Linked DNA regions of Homo sapiens: region 1 is linked to region 2. Evidence: chromatin contacts called from ENCODE Hi-C data. All regions are on one chromosome and are shown on one strand. The core of a region is the stretch at or near the end of the contact, and the rest is flanking DNA. Distances in the headings are between cores, read along the strand shown. Region 1 holds the start of DEPDC1 (DEP domain containing 1). Region 2 overlaps PDE4B (phosphodiesterase 4B).

Evidence for each region. A loop is a pair of places that touch in the nucleus more often than their neighbours do. Pooled maps may share reads with other maps.
Region 1: a loop to region 2 is called in a map with no recorded cell type, with 4 times the contacts of the local background. The contact joins the promoter of DEPDC1 here to the enhancer-like site in region 2. A Hi-C loop is called at or near these places in 2 of 37 single-sample maps with no recorded cell type and 2 of 50 pooled maps.

What each region holds. Positions count from the first base shown.
Region 1 is chr1:68,495,372-68,499,022 of GRCh38, reverse strand. It overlaps DEPDC1 (DEP domain containing 1), which reads left to right and starts at 1,941. Exons shown (of 12, transcript NM_001114120.3): 1 at 1,941-2,071. The coding sequence starts at 2,024. DEPDC1-AS1 (DEPDC1 antisense RNA 1) reads right to left here and starts at 2,347. Exons shown (of 3, transcript NR_110671.1): 1 at 2,252-2,347. RefSeq lists enhancers at 2,041-2,100, 2,211-2,260.
Region 2 is chr1:65,809,783-65,813,450 of GRCh38, reverse strand. All of the region lies in intron 1 of PDE4B (phosphodiesterase 4B), which reads right to left. Among named protein-coding and RNA genes, the nearest start is that of PDE4B, 19 kb to the right of the region's middle. RefSeq lists an enhancer at 1,050-1,279. Within about 2 kb of position 1,292, at least 2 of the 41 ENCODE cell types and tissues checked have a DNase peak (open chromatin) inside an H3K27ac peak, as active enhancers do.

The DNA.
Region 1 (3,651 bases), core at 692-3,191, 2.7 Mb before region 2:
GAGTAGATTAGGTTAGGTTCAGCTAGAAGAGTAAATTAACAGAGGCTCATATTTCTTTCATATATAAGTCCACAGCTAGGCAGTTCATGGGCATTACAGCATCTCAGCTGCACAGTCTTCAGAGATACAGCCTCCTCCAACCCTACACATTTACCCTGTACTCTCCCTCCCATGACAAACACACACACACACACATACATACACATATATACATACACCCCAATCAGGATTTGGGGAATCCCAGGAATCAGCATTTTAACAGGTATTGCAGGAAATTCTAAAACATGTAGTTTTTAACCCACTCTGAGAAATTCTAATGTAGGAGAATTAGGAAAAGGATGATAAAGTGACTCTCGCAGAATTGGTAATGAGAGGAAATAAAATGACTTCCAAGATTTAAACTATGCAATCAATGAATAATTGTTAAGAGCAAAGGTATGTAAAGTTACCTTAAAGAAACTCAGACCACTCACATTTAACAAAAACCTAACTTTTAAATATTTTATCATCTAAAGACACTATAAATGTGAAAGTGGATGGTGCAGAGTGAATCCACAGCCACAGTGGATTATTAAGGTACTATTAAGCTGTGGCTACCTATATCAAAGGCTGTATGTGAGATGATTTTCAACTTGGGGAGCTGGGCAAAAATAAATTTTGGCTTCCACAGTCTCATCTCCATTTCCTTCTGAAAGGAAAAAGAAAAGAAAAACGAAAATCCTGGGACAATGTATCATAAAGCCAGGTAAGAAACAGTTAACATTATTTTGTAACATCAATCATTTTACTTTTCCTTAACATAAGTGGAAAATTGAGTAGATTGTTCCTGTTTACCAAGTATGTTTTTGAAAATTCCTACCCACTGGTCCTGGTAGAAAATAGATGTGCTTCTGCCCAAATTAAGGAAAACTCCACAGACCTACACTACCACTCCCTGAACATTTTTCTTTATCTCTTCTTTTTACTGCATCCTATCCTCTTAAACTGCTATTTAATTTCCAAGTGAATTCTTCCACAGCTTCAAATCACTCAAGCAATCTCCCACTTTACTAAGGGATTCTTAGCATCAGATAGTTTCAGACTGGTGACAGGGTATTTATTAAAAGCATGAAGTCTGTGCTTTGCCAAGGAGACCTAAGACTGAGTAAGTCTCTTCAACTCTCGGAATGTAGTTTTTGTCATTTGAAAATTGACTTCTGTTGAAGATTTATTTTCTAAGATCCTAGTGAAATTTTAAGTGTATAATCACGATCCAAACATAACCAACATTCTTATACAGTGGTAGAGTTTAAGGGAAGCAATTTGACAAGTTGTACACAACCTTTCCCAAGCCCCACATTGTATGTACTTAAGAAAGACTACCTATAATCCATTTTATTACCCAACTGGGGGGTTCTGAATGATCCATTTTACTGCACAATTAGGGGGTTCTGAACCTAGATTTTAGCACTTCAGAGAATCATGGCACCTGCTGAGAGAGAGGATAGGCAGCAGAGAGAGAAACTGCGACACATATCCATCAGGTTGCTTTGCCTTCTAAGCTAACTGCTGAAGATCCTGTAGGGCCAGGCAGAAAAACCGTATTTTCTTGTCTTTTCAAATTTCAAATTCCCTTAAACCAAAGGCTGGACTCCAAATAATTTCGTTTGGAACTAAAGAGCTCATCCCCTCTGAGCACGAAAACAGGACTCTGTGACTCCGCCTCGCCGTAGACCGCAGGAGGGAGAAACAGCGCCAGGGAAACCCGAGCCTGTCCCATCGAGGCGGTCCCAGGCCAGCCCAGCCCACCCCAGCCCGCGCCAGCTACTGGAGCCCCAGGACGCAGCCGAGCGGCCCTCGCCGACTCCTTCCCGAGCCTGGCTGTGGCGTCACGTGACCCGCGGCGCGGCCAATCCGCGCAGCCCTCTATGCTATTCAAATCGGCGGCGGGGCCAACGGTTGTGCCGAGACTCGCCACTGCCGCGGCCGCTGGGCCTGAGTGTCGCCTTCGCCGCCATGGACGCCACCGGGCGCTGACAGACCTATGGAGAGTCAGGGTGTGCCTCCCGGGCCTTATCGGGCCACCAAGCTGGTAAGACAGCTCGGATAGACGGGACCGGTCAGCGGGCTGACGGCAGTCACCACTGTTCGCAGTTTTACCTCGACCGTTCGCAGTTTTACCTCGGTCGGAGGGATGAGTCCCAGGATCCCTAGGTTCAGTGAAAAGGCTGGCGAGGAGAAGTAGCGGGTATGCAACCCTTGCCAGACTCACCGCTCCCTCTATTTTGAGGGTCTGGGCCTCAGGTCCGAAAGGAAGCGCCGCGCGTAGGCCGCACCAGACTCGCTATGAGGAGCGACTCCTGTGCCTGGTGTGGCCGGCGTCCCGTGGGGGCGTCTTAGAATATTCCGATTTGGCCGCTCACCTCGCCTGATTTTCTACCCGCCTCAGAATTAGGGAACAATTGGGAATGAGGTCCAAAGCTTTGTAGGGTTAGGTGGGGGGCAAGCCCGAATGTGGCAATTTTGTTTATTGAACCCATAGAATTTAACGCAGGATGTATCGGCCGAATAGCACTAGGATAACAGCTGCCTGTTTCAAAACGGTATTTCTGAGTACCCATCAGTAACCACTGCTGGTGGTCCCTGAATTGCACGTACAGCACTCCTAACGCGTTTTGTGCAGTTGGGTCTTCGGTTCTATAGGATACTGTGGTGCTGGTTATGTGACGTTAGGTGAGTCCCCTACCTTCTGTGAGCCTGTTTCCACATTGGTAAAGGTTACTAATACATGCTTGCCTTAAGGGGTTTCCCAGGAGGATGCTGTTTTTTAAAGTGTGTTGTGATCTGCAGAATAACAAGCATTTTCCTCTTAGGAATGCCCTTCAGACGAGCATGTATTATTAGCCCTACTTTATCAGGTGCACACTGAGGCTCACAGACGTTAAATGCCCTCTAGAGTCACATCAACAGCAAGTGGCAGAGCTAGAATTCAGATCTTCCTGGTATGGCGATCTTACATGGATTCTGCTACTTAGTAAGTTATTGGCTATATTTACCAATATGAAGGATAGAATTTAGGACAGGAAGGAACCTCAATCAGTAGTCCTGCCACATTATTTAAAACCCATTAGATGAAAGTAGTATAAGCACGCTGAAAAAGAAAACATGCACTGAATGCTTACTAGTACTTCACATATATTACATCATTTTATCATTCCAATAAGCCCATTCGTTAGGTCCTTTTGTCCCTGTTTTGTGGTTAAGGAGATTGAGGCATAGAGATTGAAGATAGGCCCAAAAAGTCATAAACAATAGTGGCAGAGCTAGAGCTGGGAAACCAGCCCTACTAGTCTAACTCCAGAGCCTGTTCTTAAAGCCACTACCCTGTACTGCATCTCAGGAAAGCCGTTCTGTAATCTCCCTTAGTACAGAGTCCCTTTCTGTCATTTTTATTACTGTGTCCTCAGGCCAGTACAGAGTGAGCAGCTCAATATCAGTTTCTAGAGTCAATCACACCTGGGTTTGAATGCCTAGGTTCATCACTTAGCTGTGTGACCTTGGTCATTTTATTAATCTCTCTGCTTTATTTTCCTTATGTGAAAAATGAGAAATTAATAGTACCTATTCATAGAATTGGGGTAATTAAAGTGAAATAATGAATGTGAAGCACAG
Region 2 (3,668 bases), core at 43-2,542:
TTATTTTATATGGCAAAAATATCTCAAACTTGCACGTTCAAAACTCAACATGCCATTTCCCCCAGCAAAACTGTATCTTTTTCTTAGTCTTTCTTTAGTGAATGGCAATTCAATTCCCCCAATTAATTAAAATAGTAACTTGCATATTACTGTTGACTTCTTTCTCCCTCCGTATACCTCTCACATCTAAATGGTAATTATAGTGACCTCCCACGATTAGTTAAGTGGCATGCATTTGACAAAGTATTAACAACCAACCCACCATATATGCTTACATATTTTCTGTATGAATTTAAATAAGTGACTCACTCCTCTACAGGTGAGCAGCTAATAAACCAAACCCTCAATACCTCATTCCTGAACTCCCTCGGTAGCCTCCTAACTCTCTGCCTGTTCCCAATCTCGTTCCAGTTTTAGTATCTCCCAACATGTCTTAGAATAGATTTAGGTATTCCCTCTCCAGCCCCTACAGAAACTTTAGTGTCCTTATCTTCATTCTTAAGGTTTTGTATTCCTGGGGCAACTTTTCCAGGGCTGTCTAGGACCCTTAGAAAGCAGTTGACAGGCAAATAGAAATAAAGAAGCTAGAGAATAATTGTTTAAGGTGTTATACTCTCTCCCAACCCCTGCCCAGTGCTATCTATTTGTGTTTTCATGGAGACTTTAGAATAGAGCTTCTCAACCAGTGCATTTCTATACATAATATCATATAGGAGGCTGAGACAGTCGTCCCCTCAGTCCCTAGGATAGGCATGTAATTCCTAGAACCACAAACAGCATTATCTATGTAGTTCAGTATTTACTACAAATATTAACATTCCAAAGTGTGCCAATGGATGAAAAAAATAATTGAGAGGCATTTAAAACACAGAAAGTCCCTCCAGTATCTAAAAACAATGAATTTCCACCCTGACATTTTACTGTCTTGGAAATTTAATGCCACCAACCTATAGTTAAAACCTACATGATTATGGCCAATTACATTTGGAAGGGATTTGTCCAAGTTGGCCCTGGATCAGGGAGAGCAGCAGCAGGTGAGAAATGCTGCCTTTGAGCAGCTGATGCAACCCAGGTGTGGCAGAGCATGGAGGGCCATACCCTAAGAAGGAGACCAGCAGAGAAACTGAAACAAGTGAGTAACTAACCTACAAGAGGACCCAGAAATTTAGAAAAGGAACTCTCAGAGCAGAAACTGAAAGCCAAGAACAGAACCCAAAATTGAGTCAGAGGAAATGAGGCAAAAGGTCAGACCTCGGGGAAGGAAGCTAGAGATGCCAAATCAGCAGAAGGCTGAGGGCTGAGGTCAGGGATGAGTCAATTCATCTGCTCTCAAAGCCAAAAGAAGCCCTAGCCCTTGAGCCACCACAAGGGTTAAAACTTCTTTAGTGAAATGAAAGGAACTAAGCTTAATTCCTCACTGAAACCTCAGTACTACAATATGTTAATTTTGTCTTTTAATGGTCCTGGGGTTTTTTTTGGTTTGTTTGTTTGGCTTTACTTTTTCCCCCTAATTTCCTCATTTACCTTCTGTATATTTTATATTTCATGTAATTTTTATTTAACGTTAATGAAACAGCAGCTTTCAAGTTGTCTTAGGCAGACAAGAAATTTTTTTCTAAATTTATTGAAATAAAAGTATATGTAAATTATGTCATAATATAAAGAGAAAATCCAAGCCACCTTACTATCATTAATATTAATATTATTTGTATTACTAGTAGCTATCATGTACTTAACTTTGTAACCTTGTGTCTTGTACTATGCTAGATGACTTTATATGTTAACTCACTCCTCACATTATCCACAGGAGGGATTATTAGTCACAAACAAATGAGGAAATCAAATAGGTCAAAAATTTTTCCATGATCCTATAACTAATAAATGGCAGGAATGAGATGTAAACCTGTGATGTGTCTGATTCTTAATTACTGCACTCAGCTCTATTTTATTTAAAATATGCTTATTTAAATATGACCCACATAAAATGGGTCATTTGCTTAATGAACATCTGTCAAAGCACAGCTGGGTATTAAGTACTTTTCTAGGTGCCCTTGGGGCAAAAGAAAAAGGAGAATCTGACATAGCCAAGCCTTGAGGATGCTCAAGTTAAGTTTGAAGACAAGACGTAGTCCATGAAATACAACAAAAATTAGTCCAAAGTCATAGGTAAGCCTTCAATTTGAGCCCTGAAGATACTATTTCTCAGCATATGACCCTGAGCAAGTTATTCTTATTGTGTAAAGCTGAGATCATAATGATATGAGCCTCATGGGGTGTTCTAAGGATAAGATGAGATAATGTAGACCATTAGTTTTCAACTTCAGGTGATTTCCTCTCTGACAAAAGATATTTGATAATGTCTGAAGCATTTTTGGTTGTCACAACTGGGTAGGGGGAAAAGAGAGTGTTGTTTGCATCTAGTTGGTAGAGGCCAGGGATGCTGTTAAACACCCTGCAATGCACGAGACAGGCTGTCTCCCAAACAGGGAATCATCTGGCCCAAAGTATCAATTGCACTGGGGTTGAGAAACCCTAACGTATTCGAAGCGTTTAGCAGAATCCTAAAGGCATTTAGTAGTAGATCCTCCACATTAACTCACTATATTTGCATGAAAAGGGGGTAGCACTTATGGCATTTATGTACTTAAGAAAAGAATTAAATAGAAAATAATTGTAAATATTAATAATAATTTTAAAATATAACCCTTTAAGAAAAAGTCTTACAAGTCAATGTGGTAGGTAAGAGCATAGGCTTTGGAGTCAGATAGACCTAAGTTTGAATCCTGGCTCTGTGTAATGCTGAAAAAAGTATTAATCTGAACCTCTCCATTTCTTCATCTTTAAAATGAAAATAAATATATCTAAGTTATATACCTGGAACATACTGAAACTCTCAATAAATATTTTTAAAGTTTTAACATACTGAGTCTTAAGCAGGCACTAGAAAAAGTATAGACTTTGGGTTGGTGAAAGAAAAAAAACAAGTCAGCCCTCGCTATATAAACTTAAGCAAATTACTTGGCTGAGGCTTAATGTTTTCATCCTCAAAATTAGTATAATAATGCTTTCATCACAAGGTAATAGTAGGAATTAAATGAGACTGCATTTAAAGCATTTCCTAAGATGCTTGGCACATGGTGAGTGCTCAATAAATATTAGTTACCTTCCTCCAGAGGAAAAAACAAAATCTTTATAAAGGTACTTAGGTCAAAATAAATAGCAAAAATTACCTTTGCTAGAGCAGAAAGTGTGGACTAAGGACTTTTGGAATATCCCATAATTTATCAACACTCCACCTTGGAGAAGCCCTGTTTCTGCATTTGAAAGGGAAGCTATACACTGCCTGTCCTTTTCACTGCCCACCAGCTTTCAACAAGCATCCTTCTTTTGGCCTAGGAATGTCACTGTGGCTTATCTAGGCTGAAAGAGAGTGCAGCCCTTGGCTGCAATTACTGGAAGAATAAAAATTCAATTCTTGAACTACAAATTTAACTGCATTTTAAGAGCACCAAAAAGATCCACAGCAGAAACTATTCATAAATAAGTTAAGCACAAGGCATGATTTATCAAGATATTTGTCATTCTATCTCTAAAAATGATCATTAATGCTGCTTTTATGACCATCTCTGAAAATCAGTTTGTCAGGCAGTAATACCAGAAACAAAATT